Regions from separate parts of the Mus musculus genome. Here region 1 is linked to region 2. The links are chromatin loops, found by intact Hi-C in ENCODE. Cell type or tissue: gastrocnemius. All regions are shown on one strand.

Region 1 (8,000 bases), 120 kb before region 2:
GGGTCCGGAGATCAGAGTTCTTTGTTGGGATTGAAAGCATGAACGTGTCATTTGATGGGGCTTTGGACAGTGGTCATGACGTGAAGAATTAGGAAGCCATAGGCTGGGAGGCAAGGTGAGGGGGTCTGGCCCTGATGGTGTGTGTGTGTGTGTGTATGTGTGTGTGTGTGTGTGTGTGTGTGTGTATGTGAGTGAATGAGTCTGTGTGGGATGTGTGTGGTATATAAGTGAGTATATATGTGTGAGTGGGCATGTGATATATGTGTGTGTGGTGTGTGGGTGTGGTGTGGGAGTGTATGACAGAGATAGAGGACAGTGGGAGCAGAAGAGGAGTAGGTGAGATGCTACTCTGTCCACTCTCACAGCCCAGGGACATGACCTGCAGAGGAAGGCCCATGCACCTGCCACCAGGCATCGAAGACCTCAAGGCCATTCTCCGGTGAACCCAGGGGTGACAGACTGAACAGTGAATTGCCAAGACCGAGGGCTGATCTGCTCTACAGATGTCTCCTGCAGACTCCAAAGCATTCTATAACCTATTCTAACCACGGGTAAGTGAGTTATCCAGCTGTTGGTCTTGGGGATTCAGCAGGCAAGCATATGCCACTTTTATGTTCCCTTGAAGGCCACATGTGTCCACAGGCCTAGGTCTAGCCCAGGCAGCCAACAGCTTGAGATAGGCCTCTCCTTCCCTCTGATTAGACCTGATAGGGGAGGCCCCTCTTCAGCCTTGTGAAGGGAATCAAAGCTGGCCGGTCCCTACCAACGTTCACTGAAGTCTCTTGCCCAGCAGCTCTGTGCGGGCTGTGGTGCTTCTGTGCCCTCTGCCCCTGGCACAGCATGAGGCCGGCAGCTGATTCAGCGCATTGTCTGGAGACCCAGCATGGTGCCATCTCTGCTGACTTTCATCTCTATTGGCTAAGAATCCTTGCCAACAGGGCCTCTGAAATGAGGGAGGCACACACGGATCTGCCCGGGAACGTGTGCTACAAGGTTAAGCGTGTTTGCCCAGGCGAGGTGGGTAATGCTCTTATCATGTATGACCTTTACAATATGTGGAATACTGTCCGGGACAAAATCACCACTATTAAGATGGTTTCCACACCAGGGTACCAGCCATTAATCACCATGCATGTGAGTGGCTGTGGGCGCTGCCTGAGAAGCCTTGAGTCCCACAGTATATGCCAGCCTGCTGCTGGCTCTTCAAGTCTCACCCCCTTATGATCTTTAGGTCCTGTGGTCTCATATCATTCTGATATCCCAAAATTCCAGCATCACTAGAATTCTAGCATACCTGTACCCATATATCCTGACATCCTGGCATCCCTGAATCCGGGATTCTCATTTCTTTCTATCATAGCATCCCTATATGCCAGCATCCCCAGAGTTCTAGCATACAAACACCCACATATCCTGACACTCTGGCATCCCTGAATCCAGCATCCCCATTTCTCTTTATCACAGCATCCCTAGATCCCAGTATCCCTGTGTCCAAGTACCCCTGTGTCCCCAGCACCCTTGTGTCCTGGTATCCCAGCATCTCTGTATCCCTGCACCCGGGCATTCCTGTATGGTCATATTCCTGAATCCTGGCAGACCAGCATCCTAGGATCCCAGCCCGTCTCCCCAGTAATTCAGGGGAAGAGCTGCCTTCTCGGTGTCCTTGGCCAGAGGCTCCTTATTCTAAGGTTTCTTTGTGTCCCTGGCACTGATAAATAATATGTCCCTGATGCCTATGCTGAGCCTGCATAATTTAGCATTGACCAATGGCATCTGTGACACAGAGACCAGCCAGTCCTTCTCCTGGACGTCCTGTAGATGTTTTTCAGGGGAGTTGACTGGCACTAGGCTGACCTGCTCCTGCCTCAACATTTACCTGCTTCTCGGAGCTTAATTGAAGAAATGTCAAGCTATTGAGTTCAGAATCTGAGCACCCACCAGGGCACTGCCCGATGTCACCCAGCCTACAGCTGCCCAACCCTAGAAAGCACACCACCCAGAACTCCTGAGACCTCGAGATGGGGTGGGGGTGGGGGTGTCGGTCGAACCTCATCTCCCTGTATACACCAATTTCAAAAGCTGGATGCATAAGCACACCAGAAAATCACCTTACTGGGGCTGGTGAGATGGCTCAGTGGGTAAGAGCACCCGACTGTTCTTCCGAAGGTCCGGAGTTCAAATCCCAGCAACCACATGGTGGCTCACAACCATCTGTAATGAGATCTGACTCCCTCTTCTGGAGTGTCTGAAGACAGCTACAGTGTTCTTACATGTAATAATAAATAAATCTTTAAAAAAAAAAAAAAGAAAATTACCTTACTGGCAACCCTCGTACTAGCTACCTGACACCCATAGGCACAAATGAATAAAATAAAATATGCTTCAGATATATTGAGTAAAATTTAAAGTGGGATTACACTTAACCCCATCTCTTCTTTTATTCCATTTGAGGCTGGGAGATGGGCAGCTGACCGTGCACTTCCTGCTCTGTGGACCAGGCTGCACCTCATGCAGATGCCTGCCCTGTGTGTGGGGGAGCTGCATGGAGCACAGAAAAAGCCCACTGGTGCCCTAGCAGACAGAGTGCCCCCAACCTCGTGGGGATAAGGACACGGTTCACAGAAGCTCTGGCATGCTAGCAACCTTTGGTGACTGTTTGTGTTCTCCAGGCCTGACTCTCAGACAAGGACAGGCTGTGACATGCGCACACACCTCCTCCATTGTATTTCTTGACACTTAGCCATGTTCTTAGAGACAGTCTGACCAACTGACAGGCAGACAGACGGACAGACAAGCAGCAAGGGCACCTCCACATCACCTTTTTCAAGATTATTAGTGGCCTTAGCAGGGAGTTGGCAGTGGGCACTCCCCACAACAGATAGGCAGCAGTACCCACTGAGCCTGGTGAGCCTGGGGGTGCTCCCCTCCTCTCCCCTCCTCTCCCCTCCTCTCCCCTCCTCTCCCCTCCTCTCCCCTCCCTCTCCAGCATTTGGATACACAGATTTGTCCCAGGCTACATCTTAGAATTGCCACCAAGGACGGTCTACTCTGGATCCCAGGAGTTTCTTGGTACATACTGGGTGACCTCTGAGCCATGTGCAACAATAACCAAATGTCCCTTCCTGTCTACAAACAGAGTGGAAGCATTGGTTCCACTCTGGCCACATAATGGATTTCTCCAACCCAGCCAGCCTGGATCTATCTCACAAACACTTGAAAGTGAGAGGGACTCCAGGCTGAGATGGATGCAGAGGGTTGAGGATCACTGCTTCCGGTCGGTCGGTCGCTGCCACTCCCAGGCACTGAATGTCTCTGTCTGTTCCTGCTTGGCAGGCTCTGTGCTGGGTGCTTTGACACATGGGCACACTGCCCACTGCAGATACCTCCGTGAGGGATACGAGGCAGCCCGGGCTGTCTTCAGGCATTGTGCCCAGTGTGGAGGCTTAGGAAGGCGTTTTCAGATGGAGGCAGGAACTGGGCCGACACCCTGTGCTTGGAAGAGGTGGGAAGTGGGTGCCACTGTGTTAAAGGGTTTTAAAGCTAAGCACATGGAACAGGGGAGGACATGCCAGACCTGTGTGGCTCCGAGGTGGGTGGAGGGTGGGAGGGCTCACTGTGGCTGGTGCTTGGTAAAGTTCGAGACAGGCTGGAGAGATGGGGTTAAGGAAGGCAGGAGGCACCCTGGCCACCACACTCTGCTTGTTCTCCATAAGCAGTGGGAGCTACAGGACTCTGAATAGGGAATGAGCCACACTTAACTTCTCTACAAATTGATCTGGCAGACAGAGAGACAGGGTGTAAAATGGCTAACACCAAAGGGACAGTTGGCAGCCTGAACTAGGAGGACACTGAAAGAGTGTGTGAGATGTGCTCATTGACACATCAGACATGGGGATCTGGGAAGAGCCAGCACTCTGTCCTCCACGTGGTAGCTTCAATAGCCACAGCTGGGTCTCTGTGGATCCTGGAGACAGAGCTTCTGTCAATGAGATTAACACATCTCTGGACCAGGGCAGCCCTTCAGTATCCAAGTTCCCACTGACCTCTAGCTGGCTGTCAGGACAGCCCAGGGCAGCAAAGGGAAGCCACTGCTGACTGAGACGGCAGGTCAACCCCAGCTAACTGGCTAAATAAAGCCAGAGTGGTAATAATGATTAAATTGAAGCACCTCATTAATTTCACGGGAGAGGTGGGCAAACACAAGGTGACACGTTCCCCCCAAGACTCATTGTTTGCCTGGCCCCAAGACGTCCCCACGTGATGTCTGGTTAAGTCTAATTTAAGTACGTATATTTAATGGCTCAGTAAGTAAAATTGTGGTTATTGTTTGGAGTGGTTTGTACAATAATTTATGGGCTTGGCTGGCTCATTGATGGGTGTCTATGATGAAGTGGGTGGCAGCTGTGAAGAGGGCTTCTGAGCAGCTTGGGGAAGGAGGGAAGACTGATTCAACCCCAGTGTGCAGACCAGCGAGAGAAGACTGCCCCCAACCTGGAGACACCAGGGCCTCGTGTGTGGCCTTGGACATCCCAGAAGACCCAGAGGGTCTTAGCTCTCAATAACCACAACCTGTCCTGAGTGAGCCAGGGGAGCCAGAGTGCTGGCCTACTATGTGTGAGACCCTGGGCTCAATCCCCAGCATCCTGGTAGCTCATCCCTATAATCCCAGAACCCAGGAGGGGCAAATAGAAGGATCAGAAGTTCTAAGTCCTCTTTGGTTACAGAGTAAATTTTAGGTTAGAGACCCTGCATCATAAAGAAGGAAGTGGGGAGGAAGAGGGCCAGGGGAAGGAAGGGGGAAGGAAGGGGGAGGGGAGGGGAAGAGGAGGGGGCAAGGAGAGGGAAAGAAGGAGGGAGAGGGGACAAAGAGAGGGGAGAGGAAGGGGAGGGACCAGGGAGAGGGAAAGGGGGAAGGAGCGGAGAGGGGAGGGGGAGGGGACAGGGAGGGAGGAAGGGGAAGAGGGGAGGAGGAGGAGGAGGAGCCTCTGGGATGGAGCATCATAAGCAGGCACAATTCCAGGTACTTTCCATGCACTTGTGCCTGTAGCCAGCATGATTCATCCCCACCAGCTCTGACCAGCTCTGCACTCTGCCTTGCCCTTCCAGCAGTTTCCTAGTCTCCAGCACAATCCCTGCCCTGAACACTTTTCCTGAGAGAGTCTGAGAGAGCACGGCCAACCAGTTCTGATCCAGGACCCTGGATCAGAGGTGGGCCCTGGGGTCTGTGGAGGAGGATGACGGATATCTAGTTCATCCACCTCACAAGGATGAGGCTGAAAGTGGGGTAGAAAGAGAAGCATTGTTGGCTGCCCTTGGGCTAATGCTGTCTTGGCCAATAGTGATCTGAGTCCTGGGGCTTCCTGCAGACCAAAAGAGGTGGAGTCTGATGCTGATGGGGTGGAGTCTGATGCTGATGGGGTGGAGTCTGATGCTGATGGGGTGGAGTCTGATGCTGATGGGGTGGAGTCTGATGCTGATGGGGTGATCCCTTCCAGCCTCCATGTCTAGAAGGAGCTGCTAAGGACCCCACTGAGCCCCTCCTCGGTCTGAGTCTGGCTCAGTAATACACCATTTCCATCCCTACCCTTCTCCCCACCCCTCCCCTTCCAGTGATTGTCCCTAAGAGGGTAGCTCTAAATAAGCGTGGCTACCTCTCCATTATCCACGGTGGAAGAAGCACTTTGTAGATAATCTAAAGCTATTTCCCGCTTCCAGACCAGCATTGCTGTGCCCACAAAATCCTCCCTGCTCCCCCATCCAAACGGGGACACCCGAAGGAGATGCCGGCTTGTCTGCAACTTGGCCTCAGAAAAAAATGCATTTTGCATAGCTAAGCTCAATCAGGATTCTCTGCAAAGGCCTGTGGCTGACAGTAGATGGGGCTTGGAGCGCCAATGCATCCCCTATGCCCAAAGACTGCCTAAATCACCGTTTCAATGTTGTCTCCTGTGTCTCTGTCAAGCAATCCTGCCCCTGAGAGCTCCCCCAGAGCTCTTCATTCAAAGGATAGAGGGGATATACACACACACACACACACACACACACACAGGTCCTTCTGCTAGCCACCCCTTTTTCCTGTCTCTGTCCAGTGCCGCATGACTGGCAGCATCCTCTTGGCAGCACCCTGGATCAAAACCTAGGCAAAAGTCTCGATGCCCGTGGTGGTGCATATCTATAATCCTAGAGGTAAGGTAGGAGAATCGGAAGTTCAAGGCCATCCTCAGCTACGTGATGAGGCTAGCCTGGGCTGAAGGAGACCTTGTTTCCAAACAGAAATACAACTAATAAAAGGTAAAGGGTTAAAGATCAACTTTGAAAGGGCCACTCTTGCCACAGCCTTCTGAGCCAGAACCGAGGCTGACAAGGACTGGTATGGGCGAGGGAAGAGGATTCAAGAGAGTGCTGCAGGTGGGAATGTGAGACACAGCAGCTGAGCAAAGATAGAATAGAAAAGGATGGGGCTGGAGAGATGGCTCCACAGGTAAAGGAGCTTGCGGCCAAGCCTGTGGACCTGAGTTCAAGCCCCAGGATCTATGTGGTAGGAAGAGAGAACCAACCAACTCCTAAAATGTGTGTCTGTCTTATCTCCATGGTACATGTGCTCGCTCTCTCTCTCTCATAAACACACACACACACACACACACACATGTATATGCATGCTCACAAGAAAGTAAATAAACATGAGAACTGAAAATTTAAAAAAGCAGGGAACTCTATGTCACGTATGTTTTAGCACAATTAAAAAGTATAGCTCCCACCCCGGCCCTAGAAGAGAGAATCAACATTGGGATTATAAATGTTTACCGCCATAATTCAAGAAGGCCAGTGAAGACACATGTGAATAGTCGGACTCTTTTTCAGGCCCTCTATGGAGCCCTGGTTGGGGGAAGCCAAACTGCTACTAATAAAATAATAATATTAAACAGCTGTGGGAATAAGATCATCTCTCAGGCTCACACGTGGATAACCGAGAGTTAACTCTTAATAAAATAATAAAACGTAGGAGCTGTGGGAATACAGAGTCCCTCCGAAGACAACTGCCAGAGACCATATCCATAAAGTAATCACTCCCTTTTTTATTCCCTCATTTTACTGAACAAGACATAACTGTAGCCAGGCTGTTCCTGAATTTCTAGGGGGAAGGTAACTGTCAATCAAGATGAAGCATGTGACCATTTGTGGGTGTCCCAGCCTGACAAGCGGGTCCATATGGTCTGTGAGTGAGAGTGGGGAGGGGCAATTCACCACTGTCACTAGCCGGGCATCCATCCCGGCTGAGACCGTGAGGACCAGACTTCCACAGACAGAGCCCCTGGGTCACCCTCTCCTCCAATTCTAGACATTCAATGCACTGGGGATCCTGGAAGGGTCCTATGGCTGGAGAAAGCCCTGAGAGATGGTCACAGCAGGTGACCAGAGCCCAGGAAGGGAACTGAGTTCTGTCAGTTCTTGCATATTCTTAAAGCCACTACAACCATAAACCTCCCATCTATACAAGGATGCTTAGGCCAATGCCAAAGTGGGTGTTAAGCTGCCTTCTGCTTATATTGTATGTACATAGCTGTTTTATGTGTACATGTGCCTATGTACCATGTGTGTGCCTGTTGCTCTCAGAGACTAGGAAAGGCTATTGGATCCCCTAGAACTGTAGTTACAGATGGCGTGAGTCAAGACCACTGAACTCTCCAGTCTCCGCCTTTTTTTTTTTTAAGTAGCCCAGGCTGTCCTCAACCTCTTATGTAGCTGAAGATGACCTCTGACTGATGATCCATCCTCCTGCTTTGACCTCCTCTGAGTGCTGGGCTTTGTGGGGGTGACACAATCATCCTTCCAACTGAGTCACATGTTTATCTCTGAGGGTCTTCTGGAAACAGGAGATAAGAGATGCCCTTGAAGCCGGGCGTGGTGGTGCATGCCTTTAATCCCATCACTCGGGAGGCAGAGGCAGGTGGATCTCTGAGTTCAAGGCCAGCCTGGTCTACAAAGTGAATTCCAGGACA
Region 2 (8,000 bases):
GCCATGGGTTTGAGCTATGCAGCGAGCTCTGGCCCAGCCTGAGCTACAGTTTAAGACTGAGACAGTGAAAGGGGGAGGGGGCAATGGAAAAGGGCCAAGGAAGAAATGGAGAACAAAGAGGCAACATTGTTTTTATATTCACTGCACCCTGTCGATGCAGACTGTCAACAGCTCAGGCCAGCAGACAGCCGAGCTTGAGCTTGAGGTGTCTATTTGGTTTTGGTCTGTGTGAGTTCTTGCAAATATTGGCTCAGTGTGAGTATTAAGATCAGAGAAGCCGGCCTGGAGTGAGTTCAGATAGCGAAACGGGGAGTTCCCAGCTGTGACATAAAGGCCCATTCCTGGCTTACCGTTGGCTTTACCTTGAGTACGGAAGCTGCAAAGAAGCCCACGGAAGCCTACCAGCCTGCCAGCAAATCTCTCTCCTCCCTCTAAAAGAAAGCCTGAAACCTGAAACTCCTTATCTCTCTCCTGGGTACACCAGATCACCAATTTGGGGGAACTGAATCAAAGAGATGGCAGCACCCCTAAGCCACTTGCCTGTCCTCACGGGGCTCAGATGAGTGGGATTTGCAAAGTGCTGGGGACCCTGTGGATGACCTCCTCATTGTGACTTGCCAGTCATTTTACATTGTGGCTCACCCTGAGTCTTTGAGCGTAGACCTGAACATACCTAAGGCTTCAGTTTTTACCATGGCCTCTTCCTCAGCTGTTACCCACCACCTACTAAGACTAGACCATATACAACCTCACCTCTGTTACCCATCAGAAGTCCTCTCCTTAAGCACACCAGAGTCTAAGTAAGCCTCATCTTCAAGTGTGTCCTCTCTGTCTGACTTCCTTTTTTTTTTTTTTTTTTTTTTTTTTTGGTTTTTCGAGACAGGGAGACCAGGCTGGCCTTGAACTCAGAAATCCACCTGCCTCTGCCTCCAAGTGCTGGGATTAAAGGCGTGTGCCACCACTGCCCTGCTCTGTCTGACTTCCAAGGAACGCCATTCTGCATTTGCTCAGTTCCTGTCCGAATAACTTTGCTGGGCTCCTCCTCAGCACTATCCCCACCTATGTGGGCCTTTTTATCCAGGTTACCTGCCATATATGTTTTCTAGGAAGGTTCACAGCAATCCAAAGCTCTGCTGTCTTCAGCAGCGTGAGCTGCTGCCTGCGATTGCCCCTGCCCGCCCGTCACCTATTCCTGAGCTGTGGCAGACCCTGATAAACACAGTGCTCCAGGTTCCCTTGTCTCCCTGCTGTTTGCTGTTGCTTCTCTCTTCAGTGTCCTTCCATGAGCTTCTGTTATTGCTTCTGTGACCTCCCTCAAGACTTAGGCTATAGGTCCTCTGGGAAGGTCTCTAGGAGACAGGCTACCTTCCAGAACACTTTCATGGAAGGTAATCATACCGGTTTTTTTATATATCGTGTGTGCATATACATGTGTGCATAGGTCAGAGAACAAACCTCAGACATCCTCTGCCTTGATTTTTTTTTTTTTTTTTTTTTTTTTGTCTTACCTTGTAGCCCCGGTTGGCCTGGAACTCTATGTAAAACGAGGCTCACCTTGAATTCAGATGCCTCGTTGTCCAGAGTGCTGAGATTAAAGATGTGCATCACATCTACCAGTCACCTTGTTTTTGGGTCAGGATCTCTCACTGGCCTGGAACTTGCCAATTAAATGAGGCAGACTGGATAAGGAGCCTGTGGAATCTGTTTCTGCTCCCTCAGCACTGAAATTACTGGTATGTGCTACTATGCCAGGCTTTTAAATTGTGTGTGTGTGTGTGTGTGTGTGTGTGTGTGTGTGTGCGCGTGTGCTCAGATACACCAGCACCAGGGAATGACCCCAGTGCTTTGAACATGCTCAGCTGACACTTTACCTCTGAGGTACACCCCTCTTCCTCAAATATTCTTTCTACCACCACAAGTCCATATTCCAAACTATGAGTCTAATTTTCATTCCAAAAGATATAGCCCACCTTTTCTAGTGGTGTTAGGATATCTAAGGTAGGAAGAGATCCTTATTGTGCCAGGCTAAGTAAGCTCGAGGGGAGGGGACGATCACAAAGAAAGCTGGAAGAGAGGAGAGGTCATGGTCACAAAGTCAATGAATGGCAAGGACAAATGCTAAATGACGTCATTTTGGTTCAATATTCCAATAACTGAAGTTTTACAGTGTTGTTTGCACCCAGACTCTGGGCTCCTCATGGATTTAGCAATCTACCTAGTGCATGCTGTGTAACTGCAGGATGCTATTTGTGCTCCTTCCTGGATCATGTGATAATATCTGGACTTTTGAGACACAAAAGATACAGGTTCTCAGCAGTCAAGAATTAAACTGAAGTCAATAAAATGCTGAATAGAAAAGGCAGAAGTCTCTGTGAGAGCCACATCTGCCATCAGATCTTTCTAGGGGATATGGGTTTGCAGGATGAAAAATACACAACAGACGTTTGAAGCCGACTTCGGAGAGTAAGTAAATCTGACGACCAGAAGGCTTAAAATATAATAGAAAGAAAGGAGTGTACAGAGCTCACGGGACCCTGAAGGGAAACGAGAGCAGCAAGTCTGTTGTGTCCCTTTTCTCCACAAACATTTCAAAACATGACACTGGCGGCAGCAAAACTGCATCTCGAAGGTACTACTAGAGCGTTGTCTCTTCTTCCAGACGGGAACACATAGACAGGGAATGGCCTCTTACAGCACTGACAACTTTCAGAAGCATCGCGGATCTACCAGAACATCAGGGTCGGGAGTGGTGGTGGAGAGGAATTAGGCTCCTTCCATCACCCTCTGTGGAGAAAAATATGAGCTTTCAAAATCTTCCCGTGGCTTGAACAGAAACTTGAAAGGGACTCTACGGAGCGCACAGTGCTTCGGACCTTACCCACCAGATTATTACGTATATGTATACCAAGGAGGAGCCAAAGAATGGAGGACCACCGCGGGCTTCCCAGAGCCAGGAAGAAAATGCGGGGTGTGTAGTCTCAGCCCAGGGCTTGGGGTGGGCAGGTTGCGTTCGCTGTAGGGTGGAGTAGCTGCGGGGAAAGCAGGCCTCCCCAGGGGGCTGCTTTGCAGCCGGGATTGTTTGGCTCGCGTCAGAGCAATCCCCGGGGAGCCTCTGAGCGAAGGAGGGGGCCAAGAGGATGCCGCGAGGAGCGCGCAGCGAGCTTCTAGGCCGCGTCCCGCGCACGTACGAGTGTGCACCGTAGGGAGGTACAGGGCGTGTGCACGGCACGGGCCGGAGGCGCGCCAGTGCGTGCGCCAGGTTCAGGGCGCCGCTGCGCAGAGGGCCAGCGCCGCCGGGCGAAAACGCTGCGCAAACCCGGGATACGGCGGGGCGCAGAACCGGAGAACGGAGGCGGCTACGCAGAACTGAATCTGCGGCCCTTTGGTGCGCAAGCTAACGCGGAGTCACAGTGCCCAAAAGCGTGAAGGCAAGCGGCCACGGGAGAATTCCGCACGGCTCTCCGCATTGACCGGGAAGGAGCGTCAGCTCCGAGGAAAGGCGCGCGTCCGAGGCGCGTGAAGAACGCGCAGCTCGCACCCCCGCGCGCTCCACGCGCGGTCTGGACGACCACAGCGCGGGCGGGTATTAGGGGAGAAGGAGGAGGCGTGGTCTTTTCGTGACGAACCAATGGGATCGGGAGCACTGCCTGGAGGCGGAGCTCAGGATCAGGGCGCTGATTGGCCATTCCGCCCTCCGGTATGCAGATGCGGTGGGAGTCACGTGCCGGGGGCCGGTACGACTTCCTGTTGGAGGCCCACGCGGGGCGGGGCCGGGGGCGCGAGCGCCGCGTCTGGCTGGAGCGGGGGGAGGGGGGTTCTTGTCAGTTAGAGCAACAAGATGGCCGCGGTGGCAGCTCCGCACCTCAGCGCGACGGCCCCGGGAGCCGCAGCCGCCGTCGCCGTCCGCGTCGCCGTGCAGCCCTGAGAGCCGCCGGGTCACCCCGGCCGCCCCCGTGACAGGCGGTCCTCGCGCCGTCGCGCTCCCGCCGCCGCCGCCGCGGGCCCGCTCGAGCCGGAGCCTGAGGCGGAGGGAGCGGAGCGGCCCCGCGCCCAGCCGCCCATCGCCGTCCCCGCCTCAGACCCGGGCTGCGTCCGAGCCGCGGCCCGCCGAGACTTAGGAGCAGGGCGCGTCGCGGCGTCGCGGGCACTGGACCTGGACCTGCCGGGACGTGCCGCCGCCCACCCGCCGCCCGCGCCCGGACTCGATCCTGCGGCGCCGGCACTGAGCGGGCCCCCGCCGCCGGAGCGCCCCCGAGGGCCCCGGGCGGCCGAGAGCGACCTCTCCACCGCCAGGCCCGCGCCGCCGGAGCCCCGCGGAGCCGCCGCCGGGGACGGAGCCCAGGTGAGAGCGCCACCGCCGCAGCGCCCGGAGGTCTTCGGGCCCTTTGTTCGGCCGAGCCGGAGCGCGGCGGCCCCGAGCTACCCGCGTGCGGCGCCGGCCGGGGTTGACGGGCGGAGGAGAGGCACGGACTGCGAGCTCCTGGCCGGGCGTGCGACATCGGGATGGGGACCCAGGGGTCGGACACTTAGCCGTTCCCCCCAACCCCCGCGCTCGCTCTCTCGTTCTCTTAAAACTAATGCAGTGGTGGATGATACCCGCTCCCCTTGCATGGTCCCCTGCAGACCGTGCGTTCCCAAAGGGTGGCATACACCGATCCGCAGTGTGGCGTTGTTTGGTGAGCCATGGGCGACCCCGAGGGCCCCCTACAGTTGTGAAATGAGGTGGATTTATTTGTAACGGTGTTGCAAACGGATTGCGGAGTGCTTGCGTGCTAGGAAGACGCACCGCCACCGCCGCCAATGCAGCTACCTCGACCGGGTTAACAGATAAGGAAACCCGAGCGCCCCGACGCCGTCTCTGCTTTTTTAGGGTAGCTTGGTCCGCGGCTTCGCCAAGTAGGTGAGATGTAGCGAATGCTTCCGTAGCAGTTAAAACCTGCAGATGTGGACCTGAAGCTGTCCCCCACCCCCATCTCCCTGTGCGTTGGCCGGGCGAGGAGACGGTTGGCGCGCGCGCTGCGCGTCGCTGGAGGAATCTTGATGAAGGATGGTGCTGGGATGCTGTGAGGGAGCCCGGGGAGGAGGAGGAGCCGGCGGGGCTCGGCTGCACCTATGGCGTTCTGAGACTTCTGACAGTGCTGGTGCTTCCGTGTGTAATTAGTTGAGTTCTTTCCAACCTTTGCCTTCGCCAGATGAAACCTCCATTTGAGTGGTCTGCCCATTGGCTTCTGGGAGTGAAACATAGGTTCAAAACTCAAAATGGTGCTCCATTGATGGCCAACTTGGGCATCTTGAAGGAGTTGCACGTCGGAGTCTCCTGGCTCCTTTGCTCCATTGTACTGCCCAGGTTCTGATGGTAGTGGTTGTTTTCTGGGTGTCTGGTGTGCACGTTAACCGCCTTGTGCCAGTATAGATAGTCTATTCATCACCACATCTCTGAATGGCACCTGACTGTATATGCAGTTATTTTATGCAATTTCCTGTCTTTGGATTGGAATAACTATGTGAATTAGTTCAGACCCTAAAAATGTGACCTGAGTGACTTCAGAGGATAGTTTGAACTGTATATGGGGTGCTGACAATTGTATTCCTGGATTGCAGACTTCTTTCCCTAGGAAATGAAATCCTGAGTTAGATAAGACAGCCCAAGCCAGTTGAACTTGGCTGGCAGAGGGCACCTTTTTTCCCCCCCAGAACAGAAGAGGTGAGCCTTGCTTTGGACATTTCAGTGTGGTTAAGATGCTTTTATTGAGGAAATGAGGTGTCTAAAATACAGGGTTCTGTTATATTGACGAAATTGATTTTATTCATGGGGGGAGTCTGAATAGTTGGGACTTCGTTTACCAATACTGAAAAGACTTTTTTTCTCCCTATCGAATTATCTTAGTACTTGTGTTTTCATAAGATTCTTAGAGTCTATTTTTATTTTATATTTTGAGTAATCAGAAATTAGTAGTTCAGAAAGTAATAGTTAAATTGTGCATCCTACACATATGATTTAATTATATGGATCTGATTTTAAAACTATGAATTTAAACTCATGCTTCTTGTCCAAAGCAATCTGACAGTGATCTCCCATGTGCTAGTAAGCTGTCAGTTTGGACCCTAAGATTGGCAAAGGGTTAATCTTAATTCCACTTTTGATTCTGGTGTTTAAATGTTTAGGTGGTTATAGGGACTCTAGTAAATGCTGGTCTTCCTCTTTATGTTTTGTGTTGTCATAAGGAGCAGATATATGGTTAATAAGAAGGGTTCTTTTCTAATAGGTTTATATTTATGTTTAATTGACTTGGCATTTTGGAATAAGGAGTTGAGTGCTGGAGTAAGGTTCATTGTTTCATTTGACATCCTTGGCTAAAAAGTTGCCAAGGCACTTGGAGATTATTTGAAACTTTAAAGGACAATTCCTCATTCCTGCCACCTTTTGTTAAGCAGTGACCTTACTGAAGTAATTGTGTGTTCTTCCAAATACTGTCACTCAGAACTAAGCCTGGGAGGGAGGAAGTCAGGACTGGGGTGAGAGGCAACTTTTTCCTCATTGAAGGGAGCTTTATAGGGAAGATAAAATTTCTGCAATACTGACTAAGAATCGAGTGTCTGTATCTTCCCACATATTCATAGCCACCAGCTAGGGAAAAGGAGGTCCTGCCTGTTACTCTTGCTGGACCCAAGTTGACATTGACGGGTCAATGTGGGGGTGGGGTGGGGGGGTGGAGGGGTTGATGGGGTCGACATGATTAGTAGCATTACTTTCTTGTGTGGTTTGGTTTGAGTGTGTTAAGTGTCTTTGGCATCATAAATAGCTCCATTACAACCTAAAATGAAGAGCTATTTTGTAGACTACCTCCTTCTCCAGTATGAATTAAACCTGTGAAGGGAAGGTGTGTGTCTGTGTTGGTGTGTGAGATTGTGTGAGGACTATGACTTACTCAAGACTTACTGTGCAAGGGTGATATTAGATTAGAGTTTTTAAATTTTATTTTTATTTTCTGTGCTTTGGTGTTTTGCCTGCATGCTTGTCTGTATTAGGGTGTTGAATTTCCTGGAACTGGATTTACAGATATCTGTGAGCTGCCATGTGGGTGCTGGGAATTGAACCCAGGTCCTCTGGAAAAGCAGCTACTAGTACTCTTAACCAGTGAGCCATTTCTCTGGCCCCTGAGAAAATTTTACAAGAAAGAAAATTGGTGATTTTAGGGTTCAATGTAGCAAAGATTTTGTTTGGAGAAAGTATGAAAAAGATGAGGCAGGATTACATGCAGTTCTTGGGACCCAGAGAGGTATGCTCTGGGGGAGCAGGAGACAGAGCCCCATCAGGCAGGACAGGAAGGTTCCAAATGAGCCCAGAAAAGCCAGGTGGTAGTTTTTGTGTGGTTGGATTTGGATTCCTTTGATTGAAATTGCTTGGAGGTAATCAGATAGGCTTTACCTCTCTCTCATTCAGCCTCGTTCAGACTTTGTGCAGGTGAGAGAATGGAAGTGAGCAAGAGATGAAGTCCTCTGTCAGGGTAAATGGCTTCAGGGAAGGAGACTTAAGATACTAGCATCTTTATCACTGCATTGAAGACACAGCTTTGAGTAAAGAGAGTGGAGCATCATTTGTGAACTAGGTAACATTTAGGGGGTAGTTTTTACAGATTTACTTTCTTTAAGACAGTTTGATGAATGCAAATTAAATTTTTACAGATTTGCTCTTAAATACTTGTGCTGTTTTGAGGAGAGTGTTTCTTACAAAATAATATACCTTTTAGAAATAGACTTTAACATATAAATGTATTCCCGTTGATACATTTTCAGGCTATATGCAATTTTTCAGAAATATAATCACAAATAGTGAAGATTACTTGCTAGAAATGATTGTGTAACCCTTACAGAGAATGCATGTGAGTGATGTGAAACAGATAAATGATAGCCTCTGTCCAGAGCTTGTTTGGTTTATTTCCATCCTCCACTTCTATATAACAAGGTTTTGCATGTTCAGAGTGCTCTGCAACTCCCTA

What was found. Hi-C counts contacts between places; a loop is a spot of excess contacts. Peaks named below come from ENCODE experiments on the same cell type or tissue, not always from the same donor. Only the 100,000 strongest peaks of a DNase experiment are listed, where the experiment ranks them.
Region 1: a loop joins it to region 2, with 8 times the contacts of the local background. A loop is called at or near these places in 3 of 42 quality-filtered maps.

What each region holds. Positions count from the first base shown.
Region 1 is chr11:117,531,719-117,539,718 of GRCm38, forward strand. Gm11734 (predicted gene 11734) reads left to right here. Exons shown (of 7, transcript NR_167774.1): 4 at 1-115; 5 at 366-551; 6 at 794-1,017; 7 at 2,167-2,401. Among named protein-coding and RNA genes, the nearest start is that of Gm11734, 13 kb to the left of the region's middle. In gastrocnemius, no CTCF peak of the experiment used is centred here; a DNase peak (open chromatin) is centred at 3,379; H3K4me3 peaks cover 465 bases; H3K27ac peaks cover 3,933 bases.
Region 2 is chr11:117,650,990-117,658,989 of GRCm38, forward strand. It overlaps Tnrc6c (trinucleotide repeat containing 6C), which reads left to right and starts at 3,300. Exons shown (of 22, transcript NM_198022.2): 1 at 3,300-3,697. In gastrocnemius, CTCF peaks have their summits at 3,302 and 4,715; DNase peaks (open chromatin) are centred at 3,233, 3,674, 4,105, 4,465 and 1 more place; H3K4me3 peaks cover 3,938 bases; H3K27ac peaks cover 3,505 bases.